Linked DNA regions of Homo sapiens: region 2 is linked to region 1. A link is an interaction called in ENCODE POLR2A ChIA-PET data of the cell type or tissue named here. Cell type or tissue: Panc1. All regions are shown on one strand. Links, peaks and the distances in the headings refer to the core of each region. The heading gives the core; the rest is flanking DNA. Region 1 overlaps SP100 (SP100 nuclear antigen). Region 2 holds the start of LOC107985996 (a long non-coding RNA gene).

What was found. ChIA-PET counts read pairs that join two places held together with the same protein. Peaks named below come from ENCODE experiments on the same cell type or tissue, not always from the same donor. Only the 100,000 strongest peaks of a DNase experiment are listed, where the experiment ranks them.
Region 2: POLR2A ChIA-PET joins it to region 1 with 14 read pairs; 2 of 35 experiments call an interaction of 5 or more read pairs at or near these places.

The regions. Positions count from the first base shown.
Region 1 is chr2:230,479,918-230,482,417 of GRCh38, forward strand. The region is part of intron 17 of SP100 (SP100 nuclear antigen); the gene reads left to right. The region is part of intron 3 of LOC101928816 (a long non-coding RNA gene); the gene reads right to left. Among named protein-coding and RNA genes, the nearest start is that of SP100, 65 kb to the left of the region's middle. In Panc1, for the core only: no CTCF peak of the experiment used is centred there; no DNase peak of the experiment used is centred there.
Region 2 is chr2:230,016,192-230,032,587 of GRCh38, forward strand. It overlaps LOC107985996 (a long non-coding RNA gene), which reads left to right and starts at 8,690. Exons shown (of 2, transcript XR_001739919.3): 1 at 8,690-8,811. In Panc1, for the core only: no CTCF peak of the experiment used is centred there; no DNase peak of the experiment used is centred there.

The DNA of each region.
Region 1 (2,500 bases), core at 1-2,500:
TTGACCAATGAAGGACAGGATTCATGGCTTACTCTCTGACTTTTTGTCAGGCCTCTCCTCAAATGCTGACTTATGAGAAGTTCTTCCTGGCTCTTCTACATAAAATAACACATCCTCCTCCCACACACACTTCTAGCCCCATTCACCACTCCCTGAAGTTCTTATTCTGGTTTACTTTTCCACAAAACACTCTGCCATCTTCTGTGTTTATTTCTTCATTGCTGTCTCCCCACTAGACCATAAGCTCTACGCCAGCAAGGACTTTGTTTTATTCACAACTGTATCCTCAGCATCTAGGATAGTGGGTTGATTCACAGTAAGTGCCCGATTAATAGTTATTGGATGAGTAATTTGCATGAATAAATTAATTCTACCAGCTTGTGAAAATCTAATCCAAATATATGATTGTACAAAATATGTACTTAAAGCAAGCAAAGAAAAAACATTAAAAATAAAAGGATGGGTAAAGAAATGTCAAGACCTATAAATTAGAAGATCAGGGATTTTTCATTGCTTGCTCTTTGTCATAAGTAATCACATGGTAATCAATATTGTCAGCTAATTCAGGTTCCCTGTGGATCTCATTTATGGGGGCCAGTCTGCTTCTTGACTACATGTTCTCAGTAGGCAGCTGGGCTTCTCCCTAGGAGGACTGTACAGATTGATCAAGGGTGGATGTCCTGCTGGCTTCACAGATGAGGTAGGGGGTAGACGGCAGGTGTGTAGAGCAATGCTGGAAGGGGAGGCAAATCTCCTGCCAGGAGCCTGAGGTCTGAGGCCTGAAAAGATCTGTTTCCAAAAAGCTGGTTCCTCCAGTCAAAGAGATCGAGCTGGTGTGGCTTGTCTGAGAATGGCCTTCAGTGATCACCTGCTCATGGCCTTTCTGACTGGAAGTTGTGGCTGCCCTTTGCCTCTTAACACCTGGCACGTATTGGCATGACCGTGATCAGGTGAGTGAGCTGGGAGAAGGTGGTCTCCTTTGGGCCATGTGGATGGATGCATTCTCTTCTCTTGTCTTCTGGAACACCCCAATCTCCTACTGGCTAATATAGCTCCTTCCTGGTCATTTGCTGGTGATGTTGGTGGTAGTGTGGATAGTGGTAGTATTGGTGGTGGTGGTGGTGGTGGTGGTGGTGGTGGTGTTGGTCCCTTCGTGGCTTCCTGATGTCTACGTATTGGAGTGCCCCACGGATTGGACCTGAGTGCTTTCCTTGTCTCTATACTCTCTCCCTAGGAATTGCATCCAGTCCTGTTCTTTAAATTTTATCAATATGTGAATGACTACCAATTATATTTCTTTTCTTCTCTCTCTCCTCAACTGCGAAGTCATAAATTCAACTTCTTACTCCAAACTTCTACCTGAAGTCTAACAGGTGTCTTAAATCTGATGTGTCAAGCACATTTCTTGATTCTCATTCCCAAACTTGTCATCCTCATCAGTAATCCTCATCTCAGTAAATGGCACTACATTTACTAAGTTTGAGCCAAAAATGTAGAAGGTGTGCTTGATTTCCCTCTATGCTAACCCCTCGCACTCTCTCTATCATCAAGTTCCAAGACTATATATCAGATTTGTCCATTCTTTATCTCCCCTGCCACTGCCCCGGCCCAAGCCCTATTATCTTGCATGTGGAATACCGCAGAGTCCTCCTAAATGGTCTCTCTGCTTTCATTCTTGCCCACTAGAACCTATTCTCCATTCAGCAGTTGGCCACCCAACTGCTATATCCTTTCAGTGGTTTTCAGTCGAACCTAGAAAAGTTTCCAGTTGAACCTAGAAAAAAAAGTCTAAACTTCTTACTGTGCCTATGAAGCATTACAAAGGCTGCCCCTGATCAGCTCTTAAACCTCATCCTTTATGATTCCCCCTCACTTGCTACTCTGGCCTTCCTTGAATAAACCAAGTAGTGTTCAGCCTCAGAACCCTTGCACTTCGTGTTGACTCTACATAAGATGCTTTTACCTGGTAAGAATGGTTTCCTCTTATTCATGTTTCAGCTCAGGTGTCTCCTCCATGGAGAGGCCTTGCCTGATCTCCATATTTTTTTAATTATTATACTTTAAGTTTTAGGGTACATGTGCACATTGTGCAGGTTAGTTACATATGTATACATGTGCCATGCTGGTGCGTTTCTTAAAAACTCCCCCAGCCTCTTTGATATCACCTTTTGACCTGTCTTTTCACTTGATTGTAAGTTTTTGATGTACGGAATATTTTATCCTTGTGTAATTGGTCTGTTTTATCATTTATAATTATTTTTTTAATCTTGTTTAAGAAATCTTGGCCTAATCTCAGGTTACCAAGATATTTTAATACTTTTCTTACTTTATTGAACATCTTGACCAATAAAGTCAGATCCAGTGAATAAATACTCTCGCTTCCATTCCTAAGATGGGCAGCCTGAGGATCATTCATTATGGTTCTTCAGAGAGTCCCCAGCAAGAGTGAGGCTCAGTTGACCACACTGGTGACCAGCCCAATTGGCTTCCCTTCTCATCC
Region 2 (16,396 bases), core at 9,557-12,056, 450 kb before region 1:
GAAAAGGAAGAAGTAAAATTATCTCTATTTGCAGATGACATGATTCTATAGGTAGAAAACCCCAAAGATTTGACAAAAAACTGTAACTAATAAATGAAGTCAGTAAAGTTGCAGGATACAAAATCAACATACAAAAAAATCAGTAGCATATCTATACACAATTCTTTTTCTAGCTGAAAAAGAATTCAAGAAACCAGTCACATTTACGACAGCATCACAAACTAAAATATCTGGCCAGGTGCGGTGGCTCATGCCTGTAATTCCAGTACTTTGGGAGGCCGAGGTGGGTGGATCACCCGAGGTCAGGAGTTCAAGACCAACATGGTGAAACCCTATCTCTGCTAAAAATACAAAAAAATTGCAGGGTGTGGTGGCAGGCGCCTGTAATCCCAGCTACTCAGGAGGCTGAGGCAGGAGAATTGCTTGAACCCAGGAGGCAGAGGTTGCAGTGAGTCAAGATTGTACCACTGCACACCAGCCTGGGTGACAGAGCAAGACTGTCAAAAAAAAAAAAAAAGAAAAAACAAACTTAAAATATCTGGGAACAAATTTAGTCAAGGACATGAAGGATTGATACACTGAAAACTATAAAACTGATGAAAGAAATCAAAGAAGACACAAATAAATACATATATTCATGGATGGGAAAATTTAATATTGTTCAAATGTCTGTATTACCTAAAGAAATATGCAGATTTAATACAGTGCCTATCAAAATTCCCAAGGACATTCTTCACAGAAATAGAAAAAAAAAAAAAAAAAAGCCTGGGTAGTATAACAAGACCCTGTCTCTTAAAGAAAAAAAAGTTAAAAATTAGCTGGGTGTGGTGGTGCATGCCTGCAGTCCCACATACCATGGAGCTGAGGCAGGAGGATTGTTTGAGCCTAAGAGTTCAAGGTTGCAGTGAGCTATGATCATGCTACTGCACTCCAGCCTGGGCAACAGAGCAAGGTCTTGTCTCTAAGTAAAATAATAAAGAAAAAAATCCTGAAATTAATATAGAACCACAAAATACTTAGAATAGCCAAAGCAATACTGAGAGAAAATGTTTGAGGCCTCACACTTCCTGATTTAAAATTATATTATAGAGCTATACTAATCAAAACACTATAGTACTGGCAGAAAAACGGAAACATAGACCAATGGAACAAAATTGAAAGCCCAGAAATAAGTCCAAACACATAGGATCAATTAATTCTCAACAAGGGCACCAAGAGGACAAAATGGGGATAGGATAATGTCTTCAATAAATGGTGCTGGGAAAACTAGATTGCCACTGCAAAAGAATGAAATTTGACCCTTACCTTACACCATACATAAAACTCAACTCAAAATGGATAAAAGACCTAAATGTAAGACCTGAAACCATAAAACTTCTAGGCGAAAACTCCTCCTCCTGGGCTCAGTCCTTGACATAGGCCTTGGCAATGATTTTTTGGATATCATACCAAAAAACCAGGCTACGAAAGCAAAAATAAATAAATGGGATGATACCAAACTAAAAAACCTTTGCAGAGCAAAGGAAACAATCAACAAAATGAAAAGGCAGCTTACAGACTAGAAAACAATATTTGCAAACCACATATCTGATAAGGAGTTAATATCCAAAATGTATAAAGAACTCTTACAACTCAATAACAAAAAAACAAATAACCCTATTAATAAATGGGCAAAAGATCTAAACAGACATTTCTCCAAAGAAGACATAAAAATGCCCAACAGTGGCCGGGCATGGTGGCTTATGCCTATAATCCCAGCACTTTGGGAGACCAAGGCAGGAGGATCATGTAAGCCCAGGAGTTTGAGACCAGCCTCGGCAATATGGCAAGACCCTGTCTCAACTTTAAATTTTTTTTAAAAAATGGCCAGCAGGTATATAAAAAGGTGATCAACATCACTAATCAGCAGAGAAATGCAAATTAAAACCAGGTCGAGATACCACCTCACACCCATAAAGGTGGCTCTTGTCGAAAAAACAAGTGATAAATAACAAATGTTGGCAGGGGTACGGAGAAAAGGAAACCCTAGTACACTGTTGGTGAGAATGTAGATTGGTACAGCTATTATGGAAAACAGTATGGAGGTTCCTAAAGAAATTTAAAATAGAGCTACCATGTGACCAGCAGTCCGTCTTCTGGGTGTATATCCAAAGGAGATGAATCACTGCCTCGTAATGATGTCTGCAATCCCATGTTCATTGCAACATTACTCACAATAAGCAATGTGGAAACAACCTAAATATCCACTGATGGACAAATGGATAAAGTAAATGTGGTAGATGTATACAATGGAATATTATTTGGCCTTAGAAAAGAAAGAGATCCTAGCATTTGCAACAACACAGATGGACCTGGAGGTTATTATACTAAGTGAAATAAGCCAGAAACGAAGAGAAAAACATGGTCTGATCTTACTTATATGTGAAATATATATCGTTTTTAATTATATATATAAATATATATTCACATATATCTGTGTGTGTTTATGTGTGTGTGTGTATATATGTGTGTGTGTGTATATATGTGTGTGTGTGTGTATGTGTGTGTGTGTATATATATATATATAATTTTTTTTTGAGACAAAGTCTCGCTCTGTCACCCAGGCTGGAGTGCAGTGGCACAATCTCGGTTTACTGCAACCTTTGCCTGCCAAGCTCAAGTCATCCTCCCACCTCAGCCTCCTGTCCTGAGTAGTTGAGACTAGGGCGCCACCATGCTCAGTTAACTTTTTAGTTTTTTGTAGAGATAGGGTCTCATTACATTGCCCAGGCTGGTCTCAAACTCCTGGGCTCAAGTGATCCTCCCACCTCAGCCTCTTAAAGTGCTAGGATTATAGGCATGAGCCACGATGCCTAGCCCTGGAATATATATAAATATAAGAGCACTCATATATACTGAGATAGAGAATGAAACAGTGGTTACCACAGGCAAAGGCTAGGGAGAGAGGAAATGAGGAAATACAGTTCAAAGCATATAAAATAGGAAATATATAGGATAAAAAGTTTAGAGATCTGATGTACAACATGAGGACTAATGTTAATAAAATTGCATTGTATTGGGGATTTTTGTTAAATAAGTAGATTTTAGCTGCACTTGCACTAATAAAAAGGAATTATGTGAGATGATATTGTTAATCAGTTTCACCATAGTAACGTTTTTACTGTCTATATATATCCCATAACATCATGCTATACTGTCAGATACACACAATAAAATTTATATTTTAAAAAACCAAAAACATCAAGTGAACAAAGTGCCACCACATTGAAGAAAAATGGCACCTGCAGTTAAAACCCTAACAATATACATTGTCATTTTACAAAATAAAATTAATAGCTTCACTTCTACTTCATTTTAAAATAAGATCATCTGCACTCTGAGGCAGCATTCGTCTGCCCTTGCAACGTGTAACTGTCAGAGTGGGGCACTACAGAGGACTACCTGCATTATATTCCCTCAAAAACGGTTTTCCACTCAGGAAAGTTATTTTCAATTGGGAAATATGTTCTGCCCATTCAAAAAGTCTTACAGCCACTGATCCATGGCCACAGACTGCACTGGAATAACCTCAGAAATAATAATATTAGCAGCTTCTATCTATTGTCTACTATGTGCCAAGAAATAAACAGATAGTAAACAACTGAATTCTTAACAGCAATCCTTAAAAGTAAGTGATATTATTTCTGTCATTTCTCTCAGGGGTCTACAAATTATGGCGTGGACCTAATCTGACCAGCCTCCTGATTTATAAATAAAGCTTTATTGGAACAGTATTTATGTGTTATCTGTGGTCGCTTCCATACTACAATGGCAGCATTAGGTAGTAGTCGTGACACAGACTGCATTGCCTGCAAAATCTAATTATTCTGAGAGGACAAGTTAATTTTTTCAAAGTTTCATAAAACTGAGACAAATCTCTACCTACTAAGTCTGTGTTCTTAACCACAAATGCCACAGCACCTCTCCTTTCAGAGCCAAAACTACATCTCACCAATAGAACTTGAAAAGGTGATGGGATTTGTGCAGGTCACATTTGAAATTATAAGGAGAGGGCCTTGAGCATAATATGAGACCATTCAAGACTGGTTGCCCAGAGAATATGCCAAGCTTTTGATGAACAAAATTATTGCCTATTTTTAATAAAGTATCTTTTTGTTGTTGTTGTTTTTGAGACAGGGTCTCACTCTATCGCCCAGGCTGAAGTGCTGTGGCACAAACACAGCTCACTGCAGCCTCAACCTCAAGAGATCCTCTCACCTCAGCCTCCAGAGAAGCTGGGACCACAGGCACACATCACTACACCCAAATAATTTTTGCATTTTGTGTAGAGATGAGGTCTTGCCATGTTGCCCAGGCTGGTCTCAAACTCCTGGGCTCAAGTGATCCTCCCACCTCAGCCTGCCAAATTGTTGGGATTACAGGCATGAGCTACAGCACCTAGCCTAAAGTGTCTTAAGGCATTTAAATAATGAGCAAGGGGTAAATTCTTCGAGCCCCTCATACACTCTTATGGAAAGCTACCAGGATGAGTAAAGGGGGTGAGTAAATACAGCTTACTGGTTCTTTCCCAAACTCAGTGCTCTCTTCCTACCACTTTCCTCTACTTGACCACTTGGAAATCTGCCTCTGTCAAGAAACCCTTACCTCCTTCTATTTCACCTGGCAATTCAAGAGGAGGTGGGATTGGCTCTCACCTTGCTCTCCAGTGCTAATTGGAGACCCTCAACCCAACTCTCTCCTCACAGTCCAACTGTAGCACCTTTCCTGCATTGCAGTGGTCTCCGCTCTCCACCATGGCTCAATTCCCTTTTCATAGATGACAACTGCTTCCCCGCTCCAGTCTTTGCAATTCAACATCAGCATTCCCTCCCCAACTCACTGTTCTCTGAATATTTTGACGCTGGAGACCTCCCCCCATCCACACATACCACACTCCAGCCTGGCCAACCTGGAATGCTTATCCTTCCACGGCCTTCACATCTGAGCTTTCTGGTGTGGAGCCATTGCTTCTGGAGGGAAGCCTCCTTACCTTCTTGAGGAGTTGCCTCATTTCCAAAACTCACTTCTTCTAAGCTTCCATGAATCTGTACATGTGACCGGTTTGCTCTCTGCCCTAACCTGCGTCCCTTACTGCCTGTTCATCCAGCAGCCCCTCCCTGACTGTACTTGACTACCTGCCCTCTCTGAATTCCAGGATTAGTGAAACGCTCAACGCGTGAAACGCTCTTGCCCTGTAACCTGCAGGATGTCCACCCGACGGGCGATTTATGTCCTCTTCCCTATGGTCAGACGGCAGAGCATCACTGGGGCACACCAGATGTGCTGCCTTGGCCCCCGACCGACCTAGCCTGGCTTCCTTTGGCTTCCACGCATTGCCTTAACAGGCCTTGTATTATCTATTTCCTGGGCTTCTCACAGTGGATCTTCAAGTCTTATCTCCCACTTCGCAGAGATTAATCTTTTCAGTGTGAACGTCACAGCTTCTCTTCTCTCCTGCATGAAACCTCCCTGTCCTGGGCCCACCTTGTCTTTCTTCTACCTTCAGAGGGAGGAGTTGACTTATTTACAGTGCTCACCTATCCATTGTTAGGGATTCTGGTCTTTCTCATCTCCTTGTTCTCTATATCTTCCATCTCTCCTCTTCACAGATTCTCTTTCCTTCTCTTTTTTGAATACTTATGTAAATAGAGACAGGGTCTTGCTATGTTGCCCAGGCTGGTCTCAAACTCTGGTTTCAACTGATCCTCCTGCCTTGGCCTCCCACACTGGGATTACAGGAATGAGCTACCGCACCTGGCACCCTTTTCTTTTCTTAAGAACATAGGAATCCGACAGGCTGTAATCCCAGCACATTGGGAGGCCGAGGTGGGTGGATCCCTTCAGCCCAGGAGTTTGAGATGAGCCTGAAAAATATAGTGAAAAGTGAGACCTTGTTTCTACAAAAAAAAGAATATAGGTCTCTCCTTGAAAGAAGCTTCATTCTAATGACCTTCTCAGTGCCCTGTTATTTCTCTCCTTCTGAGCCACCAAACAGCTATAACAATTACTCTCCCCTCGCTGCTTCCCCTTGTTCTCTACTATTCCCGCAATTCCTTAGCCTCTCTTGGTCATCTTCTAAAGCTACTCTCTTAGCTACTACTGAGAGTTTCTAATCTAGTATCCCTTTCTCAGCTCCCGTTGTTAATTCATTTAAAAATACTGTTTTAGGCAGGGTGCAGTGGCTCATGCCTGTAATCCCAGCACTTTGGGAAGCTGAGGTGAGTGGATCATCTGAGGTCAAGAATTCGAGACCAGCCTGACCAATCTGGTGAAACCCTGTCTCTACTAAAAATACAAAAATTAGCCGGGCCTGGTGGCGTGCACCTGTAGTCCCAGCTGCTCCTGACTTCAAGTGATCCGCCCGCCTCGGCCTCCCAAAGTGCTGGGATTACAGGCATCAGCCACTGCACCTGGCTTAGCTCTACTCTTTTTTTATATTGAACTCCTTGATCTTTTCAGCTTTCAGATGTATACATGTGTATGTGTATTAGTTATACGTTGTGCCCACATATATGTATATGTCTATACTTGTGTTTGGATATTGTCTACACGGTACCAAGTTAACATAACAATAAACGAGTAATCAAAAATCAAATAAATAAGCTCAAATATTTTTCAAGTTCACTTGACTTGAGTGAATCTTTTGGTAAATATGAGTAGTTTAATATTGTTGGTTTAATAAAAACAAATATCTTCTGACTTATCAGCAAAATATGCATGTATTTAATGTTCAGGTGATTGCTTTATGATACTTAGATAACATATGATAATATTAATAGCAAAATGGTTAATAGGAAATTTAAGTTGAGAAGATGGCTAGAGGCTGAAACAGGAGAATTGCTTGAACCGGGAGGCGGAGGTTGCAGTGAGCTGAGACTGCGCCATTGCACTCCAGCCTGGGCGACAGAGCGAGATGCTGTCTCGAAAATAAATAAAAACTAATAAATAAATAAATAAAAATACTGTTTATGTATTAGTTACTCTGTGCCAGGCACTGAGCTAAGCCCTGGAGACACTTGCATAACTAGAACACGGCCCTGCCCACAAGCAAGTTCAGTCAGTAAATGTTCCCCATTTTTCCTAACATCCAAGGTTCTTCGCTAGCCAGCTTTACTTCCTACCTCTCTACTCTTTTTCTTCCACCTTTGAAGGATTCTTCTCCTGTTTCCACCTCTGAAAGTCCTGCAGCTGTTCCTTTACTGACCAGCAGAGTAGGTCCTAAAGGGCTGCTGGTGAATCCAAGGCCATCCAAGGAATGCTGCCCTGGAGAGAGCTCAGTGACTCTTCCTCCTTTCACGCACCCTTGGGAAATGGGGCACACTTCCAGAGGACTTTCTCCAGGTGGTGTTTCAGTGTCTGCCTTGTGCCTGGAGGCACTGCGCTCCACGCTTGGGAATGCCATGGAAGCAGACAGACCTAGTCCTGTTCTCATGGGGCTTCCTTGGTTGGGGGTAGTAGGGGAGGGGCTAAAAGGAGTAGGAAGGTGACACCTCTTCCTTGGAGATTCTGATATGCTCCTCTGAGTAGAGTTTATTCTCAGCACCATCCTGTTCTTTTTTTTTTTTTTTTTTTTTTTTTTTTTTGAGATGGAGTCTCATTCTGTCACCCAGGCTAGAGTACAGTGGTGCGATCTTGGCTCACTGAAACCTCTGCCACCCGGGTTCAAGCAATTCTCCCGCCTCAGCCTCCCCAGTAGCTGGGACTACAGGCGTCCGCCACTGCGCCTGGCTAATTTTTGTAGTTTTAGTAAAGATGGGGTTTCATCATCTTGGCCAGGCTGGTCTTGAACTCCTTACCTCATGATCCACCCGCCTCAGCCTCCCAAAGTGCTGGGATTACAGGCGTGAGAGCCACCATACCCGGCCTTTTTTTTTGAGACAGTCTTACTCTGTGGCCCAGGCTGAAATGTGGTGGTTCGATTTCAGCTCTCTGCAACCTCCGCCTCCCGGGTTCAAGCAATTCTCCTCCCTCAGCCTCCTGGGTAGCTGGGATTACAGGCATGTGCCACCACTCCCAGCTAATTTTTGTATTTTTAGTAGAGACAGGGTTTCACCATGTTGGCCAGGCTGGTCTCGAACTCCTGACCTCAGGTGATCCTCCCACCTCGGCCTCCCAAAGTACTAGGATTATAGGTATGAGCCACCATGCCTGGCCACCATCCTGTTCTTTTGATTAATATTTATGAGACTCATGACTTGACAATCAATCCGACCTCCCACTTTGCAGAGATTAAGCTTATCAGCGTGAACTTCTCTTGGCTTATCTGTCAAGGTTTTGTATAAACAACCTTCCCCTACCTGTGCAGCCTGGCATCATCCCTATTCTTGGTTACTTCAGGCTATTCTTTGAACCTGAGCTCCTCCTGTGCTTTCCGGGTCTGTGTTTTCACCCATGTTGTTCTCCCCTTGCCCCGTCATCATGCCAGCCCCCTAACCAAGTCATGCCCAGCCTCCAGGGCCACTTCACACTTCAGCCATCTCTCCTTCTGATTCCTCTAGCACAAAGTGTGCTGCTGGGATCTTGGGAGTCCTCAAAACCCCTTCAGTCATCTGTGAGGTCAGAACTATTTTCATAATAATACTAGGACATTATTTACCTTTTTCATTCATTCACTCATTCTTTTTTTTTTTTTTTTTTTTTTTTTTTTTAGACAGGATCTCACTCTGTCACCCAGGCTGGAGTGCAATGGCGCAATCTTGGTGCACTACAACTTCTACCACCCAGGCTCAAGCAATCCTCCCACCTCACCCTCCCAACTAGCTGGGACCACAGGTACGTGCCACCATGCCTGGCTAATTTTTATATTTTAGTAGAGATGGGGTTTCACCATGTTGCCCAGGCTGGTCTCAAGCTCCTGGGCTCAAGCAATCCTCCCGCCTCAGCCTCCCAAAGTGCTGGGATTATAGGGAAGAGCCACCAGGCCTGGCCGCTTTTGTATTCATTCTTTCACAAGTAAGCAGTGGAATTTTCCAGAGGCTATGTGAACTGTGATGTTACTCTGATGACTAGTGGAACATATGCTTGTCTATTTTTGTGTTTTCTAGACTTTTCTAAGGTAATAGGTTTAGGGTATGAATATGTTGAATTTTCAGAGGCTAACCTAGTTTGTTTTCAGTACTTCTACCGTGCTCTTGCTAGTTATCTTTGTTATACCTGCTATCTTTTTTTTTTTTGAGACTGAGTCTCGCTGTGTTGCCCAGGCTGGTTTCCAATGATTCTCCTGCCTCAGGCTCCCAAGTAGCTGGAATTACAGGCACGCGCCACCACGCCCAGCTAATTTTTGTATTTTTAGTAGAGACGGGGTTTCACCATGTTGGCCAAGCTGGTCTTGAACTTCTGACCTCGTGATCTGCCCGCCTCAGCCTCCCAAAGTGCTGGGATTACAGGCGTGAGCCACCGCGCCCAGCCTATACCTGCTATCTTTTATGCAACCTTATTCTCATCCAGTAAATTGGTATCCTGAGGTTTACCTGTGTGGAAATACAAGAGGTAGATATACTTTGTTGTCTTACTTTGCAATAATATTTAAAAATACTTTTGTTTTATTTTGTTTTTTAGAGGGAGTCCCACTCTGTCACCCAGGCTGGAGTGCAGTGGTGTGATCTCAACTCACTGCAACCTCCACTTCCCAGGTTCAAGCAATTCTCCTGTCTCAGCCTCCCAAGTAGCTGGGACTACAGGTGCGTGCCACCACACCCAGCTACTTTTTGTATTTTTAGTAGAGATGGGGTTTCACCATATTGGTCAGGCTGGTCTCGAACTCCTGACCTCAGGTGACCCACCCGCCTTGGCCTCCCAAAGTGCTGGGATTACAGGCAGTGAACCACCTTGCCCAGCCAAAAGTACTTTTAAAAATAGCTTTTAAACCCTAAAATGTGAATTCTAGGATTTAATATTTTATTGAAAACTTAAACATTTATATTTTTATTCTATTTAAAGATGGATCATTTGCTTTAAAGGGGGATATGGGAAATCTTGCTTTCTTAGCCCACAGCTGCACTGAGACTAAAGATGCTAAAAAAAGATGAAACTGACATATTAAGGAGTTTTCAAACTCACATAAGGGAAAAACTAGTAAAAAGAAGTATAAATATGACTCAGAAGGTATTTTTCCTTGGCTTTATAGTGTTAAAAATTTACCTTTTTTGGTACCCCTCAAGTTACGGCATCACTTTGAGAGGAATCATTCAGAGTTTAAAGAAAAAAGGAGTTGAATATTTTAAATGTAGATATGATGTTTCTTAAAAGCCCAGAATGTATCATTACAGCTTTTTAAACCAAAATGAAAAAGCCGTTGAAGTGGGTAAGTTACCGTACTGCCCTGAGAAAGGCGGACAAGCCCATTCAGCTGGCATTGCCAAGTGCTTGCTGGATGGAAACTCAGCAAAAGAAAATCACAACGGTGCCACTTTTTTTTTTTTTTTTTTTGAGGTGGAGTCTCCCTCTATCCTCCAGGTTGGAGTGCAGTGGCGTGATCTCTGCTCACTGCAACCTTTGCCTCCTGGGTTCAAGCAATTCTCCTGCCTCAGCCTCCCAAGTAGCTGGGATTACAGATGCCCGCCACCACGCCCACCAAATTTTTGTATTTTTGGTAGAGACACGGTTTTGCCAAACAGTGCCACTTTCTAATGACACAGTAACTTGTCATATTAAAGCTCTAGCAGCAAACATGAAGGATGAGTTAATCTCTTCTCTGCATATTGTGCTGATGTCTTATAAATGGCCAAGTCAGTAGATTAGGTTGCGCTTGATGTTTTGCTTGTGTTCATCCGGTATCAACACTGACTAATCAAAGTCCTTTATTTTTTTTTTGAAACAGGCCGAACAATACCACTATTCTTACTCTTTTTTTTTTTTTTTTTTTTTTTTTTTTGAGACAGAGTCTCACTCTGTCGCCCAGGCTGGAGTGCAGTGGCCTGATCTCGGCTCACTGCAAGCTCCGCCTCTTGGGTTCATGCCATTCTCCTGCCTCAGCCTCCCGAGTAGCTGGGACTACAGGTGCCTGCCACCACACCCGGCTAATTTTTTGTATTTTTAGTGGAGAGGGGGTTTCACCGTGTTAGCCAGGATGGTCTCGATCTCCTGACCTCGTGATCCACCGGCCTCAGCCTCCCAAAGTGCTGGGATTACAGGCGTGAGCCACCGTGCCCGGCCACTCATTTTTTTAAGAAGTGGTTACTTTTTCTCCCTCCATCACCCAGGCTGAAGTGCTGTGGCACCATCTCAGCTCACTGCAACCTCCGCCTCCCGGGTTCAAGTGATTCTCATGCCTCAGCCTCCCAAGTAGCTGGGATCATAGGCACCTGCCACTACGCCCTGCTAATTTTTGTGTTTTTAGTGTAGACAGAGTTTCACCATGTTGTCCAGGCTGGTCTCAAACTTCTGGCCTCAAGTGATCGGCCTGCCTCGGCTTCCCAGGGTGTTGGGATTACAGGCGTGAGCCACCGCACTATCTTTAATACTGTGTGACAAAGGTGGGAGGAAGCAAGACCGCATCTGCTGCACATCAGAGTGTCACGGTTGTCATGAGGAAAAGCAGTTGTGTGATGAATCGCGAGCTCAACTACCCCTTTTTTCATGAAACACCATGTTTATACTTGGCAGACACATTATTGGAAATGAGGCTATCCCTTCAAGGAAAACAAGTGCAGATTTCCTTGCCAATGATAATATTCAAACTTTCAAAAGAAAAATAATATTTTGGATAATTTACACCAACTTCCATGAGCTTGTCCACTTTCCAATGCTTAAAGTATTTTTAAGTACTTTAAAATACTTTGAAAGTTTTATTACCACCCATCTCATCAGACTGCCTAGTAGTATTAACACATGTGATTCTAAAAATTGAGATGTAATTCACATATCATAAAATTTACCCTTTAAGAGTATATATGGCCAGGCGCGGTGGCTCACGCCTGTAATCCCAGCACTTTGGGAGGCCGAGGCAGGTGGATCACGAGGTCAGTAGATCGAGACCATCCTGGGTAACACGGTGAAGCCCCATCTCTACTAAAAATACAAAAAATTAGCCAGGCGTGATGGCCGGCGCCTGTAGTCCCAGCTACTTGGGAGGCTAAGGCAGGAGAATGGCATGAACCCGGGAGGCGGAGCTTGCAGTGAGCCAAGATCGGGCCACTGCACTACAGCCTGGGCAACAGAGCGAGACTCCGTCTCAAAAAAAAAAAAAAAGAGTATATATGTCAGTGTTTTTTGTATTATATTCAGAGTTGTGCAATCGTCACTGTCATCTAGTTCCAGAACATTTTCAGCACCTCAAAAAGAGACCCCGTACTTATGAGCTGTCACTTTCTATTCCCATCTGTCCCCAGCTCTGGCAATCACTAATATAGTTTCTATTTCTGTGGATTTGCCTACTCCAGACATTCCATATAAATGGAATAACTGATTTTTTACACAAATAATAATTGTGATTTTCAAAATATTGTATAAAATATGAAAAAATTTTAGAAGAGCTACAAAACTCAGTGGAGCAATATTTTCCAAGTGATCAAAACATCATTTTACAAAATCAGAAATGGGCAAAAGATTCAAAGTGTAAACTAGATCAATGGATTTTAATGTAATATTGTATGGGAAGTTTATTCATATGGTTTCAGATTCTACACTACAATGAACCTTTAAGAAATACCACTTCTTGAGTCTGATGTGGTATCAAAAATACATTTAGCAAATATGAGAATCAACCTATTTTCTATTAAGCCAAACATTAATGAAATTTGCAAAAATGTAAAACAATACTACTATTTTTTTTTTTGAGACGGAGTCTTGCTCTGTCACCAGGCTGGAGTGCAGTGGCGTGATCTCGGCTCACTGCAACTTCTGCCTCCCAGGTTCAAGTGATTCACCTGCCTCAGCCTCCCGAGTAGCTGGGATTACAGGCGCCCGCCACCACGCCTGGCTAATTTTTTGTATTTTTAGTAGAAACGGGGTTTCACCATGTTGGCCAGAATGGCCTCGATCTCTTGACCTCATGATCTGCCTGCTTCAGCCTCCCAAAGTGCTGGATTACAGGCATGAGCCACCGCGCCTGGCCAAACAATACTACTGTTCTTACTCATTTTTTTAAAAAAGCAGTTACTTTTCATAAAAATGTTACTTATATTAACATAGTAGTTTCAATATTATTATTTTAAAATGAAGAAATATGTAAATGTTTTTTAATTTCTCAGTTTTGATTTTTCTGTTTTTTTAAGACAGAGTCTCACTGTGTCACCCAGGCTGGAGTGCAGTGGCATGATCACAGCTCACTGCAGCCTCAATCTCTCAGCTAAAGTGATCCTCCTACCTCAGCCTCCCGAGTAACTAGGACTATAGGTGTGCCCCACCATGCCTGGCTAATTTTTGTACTTTTTTGTAGAGACATGGTCTCACTCTGTTGCCCTGCCTGGTCTCAAATTCCTGGGCTCAAGTGATCCTCCTGCTTCAGCCTCCCAGAGGGCAGGAATTACAGGTGTCATCCACTGAGCCCGGCCCTCAGTTTCAATTTCTAATATGGTGAATATTGGTAGATATAGCCAGCAAAAGCCAAATATCTTTGGTTCCTCGTTGGTTTTTCAGAGTATAGAGGAAGGAATAGTAACTGTCAATCACATCCCAACAATTTATGAATACACATTTTACAGTTTTTAAAAACATAAGCTTTTTTTCTTTTCTTTTCTTTTCTTTTCTTTTTTAAAGCCTGTGGGAAACATGGGCTTTCTAATGGAACTATTTTTCTTTCTCTTCTTCTTCTTTTTTTTTTTTTTTGAGATGGAGTTTTGCTCTTGTTGCCCAGGCTGGAGTGCAATGGCATGATCTCGATTCACTGCAACGTCCTCCCAGGTTCAAGAGATTCTCCTGCCTCAGCCTCCCGAGTAGCTGGGATTACAGGCATGCGCCACCATGCCTGGCTAATTTTGTATTTTTAGAAGAAACGGAGTTTCTCCATGTTGGTTAGGCTGGTCTCGAACTCCTTACCTCAGGCCTGCCTCAGCCTTTCAAAGTGCTGGGATTATAGGCATGAGCCACCACGCCTAGCCATGGAACCATTTTTCAATGTGGAATAGGACATATTTACTAACATCCAGATATATTTCGTTTCTCTGAAATAAGAAGCCAAAAGTATGTAAGATTAAACTAATATTTAGTACTGAATGTCATAGCATTATATCTTATTCGGAAATGACCTACATATTTAATGAATATTTATCATGTAATTTGCCTTAGCAAAACTCTAAGGATATAGAAACCTTTTATTTTGTTTTATTTTTTGAGAAGGAGTCTCACTCTGTCACCCAGGCTGGAGGGCAGTGGTATGATCTCAGCTCACCGCAACCTCTGCTTCCTGAGTTCAAGCAACTCTCCTGCCTCAGCCTCCCAAGTAAACTGGGATTATAGGCATGTACCACTACACCCAGCCAATTTTTGTATTTTTACTAGAGACGGGGTTTTGCCATGTTGGCCAGGCTGGTCTCGAACTCCTGACCTTAAGTGATCTGCCTGCCTTGGCATCCCAATGTGCTGGGATTACAGCGTGAGCCACTGGGCCCAGCCTAGAAACCTCTTAAAGTAAATATATTATAAAACATAATTATTATGTCAATTTATAAACTTTTTTCCTATTTACATTTATTTTAATTATTCTTTTTTTTTTTTTGAGACGGAGTCACACTCTGTCGCCCAGGCTGGAGTCAGTGGTGCGATCTCGGCTCACTGCAACCTCTACCTCCTGGGTTCAAGCTATTCTCCTGCCTCAGCCTCCCGAGTAGCTGGGACTACAGGTGCACACCACCATGCCTGGCTAATTTTTGTAATTTTAGTAGAGATGGGGTTTCGCCATATTGGCCAGGCTGGTCTCGAACTCCTGACCTCAGGTGATCTGCCCACCTCGGCCTCCCAAAGTGCTGGGATTACAGGCATGAGCCACCGTGCCCAGCCTTATTCTTTCTTAACAACTATGTTTGGAAAAATTTCATGAGCCGTTAGACAAATCTAGCCATCATCTCAACTTAAATTTTGTATTAACCATTTTGCTATTAATATTATCATATGTTATCTAAGTATCATAAAAGCAATCACCTTAACATTAAATACATGCATATTTTGCTGATAAGTCAAAAGACATTTGTTTTTATTAAACCAACTATATTAAACTACTCATATTTACCAAAAGATTTACTCAAGTCACAAGAACTTGAAAAATATTTGGGCTTATTTATTTAATTTTTGATTACTCATTTATTGTTACGGCAATTTGGTACCATGTAGACAATATCCAAACACAAGTATAGACATATGTGTATATGTAGACACAACATATAACTAAAACACATAAACATGTATGCATCTGAAAGTTGAAAAGATCAAGGAATTCAATATAAAAGAAAGTAGAGCTAGGTCGGGCATAGTGGCTCATGCCTGTAATCCCAGCATTTTGGGAGGCCGAGGCAGGAGGGTCACTTGAGGTCAGGAGTTTGAGACCATCCTGGCCAACATGGTGAAACCCCATGTCTACTAAAAATATAAAAATTAGCCTGGCGTGGTGGCATGTGCCTGTAGTCCCAGTTCCCCAGGAGGCTGAGGCAGGAGAATTGATTGAACCCAGGAGGCAGAGGTTGCACTGAGCCAAGATCATGCCACTGCACTCCAGCCTGGGTGACAGAGTGAGACTGTCTCAAAAAAAACAACAAAAAAAGAGTAGCACTTTAGACTGAGAGGAGCCTGTCCACCCACGATTCTTGGGGCTCCGTGAGGAAAAACAGAGGTACCCTACCCAAAAAGGAGGAGTCTGTGATGTCCTTTCTGTGTTCCTGAAGGGTCCTTGGGCTGCTAGAAGTTTTCTTGGTGTCAAAAGTGGCAAGAGGAAGAAGAGACAGTAGTAAATGGAAGAACAAGTCCTAGAGTAGCCACTTTCAGAAGCTCTTGTTTTCCAAATGGCCAGTAAGGTTTTACATTATCCTTGGCAAAAATCATGTCAATGAGAGGAGAAACAGAGGGAGCACATATAGTTAGCAGGAGTTTCGCAAGAAATTCAGTTGACTGAGAAGCTGTTACAGAGAGAACAGAGGACTCAAATAAATGTATGTATACATATATAGCCTAAATATTGGTTTTAATTAAATGTACTTTCGACTATACAGCTCTTAAAATATTTTTATCAGGTTTTAGCTGGGTTAATAGCAAACATTCCTGTTTCCTGGTTTTTTCTTTCTGAAATTTACACCAATGGTGGGGTGTATTTGTTTATTAGAGGTCTAGAGGAATCACTATTTAAAGCTGTTTGTGTCTGAAACCCAAGTTTCAGAACTGTAACACTAGCACTTGTAGTCTGTATCTTTCATTTGACAAGTGGTCATTC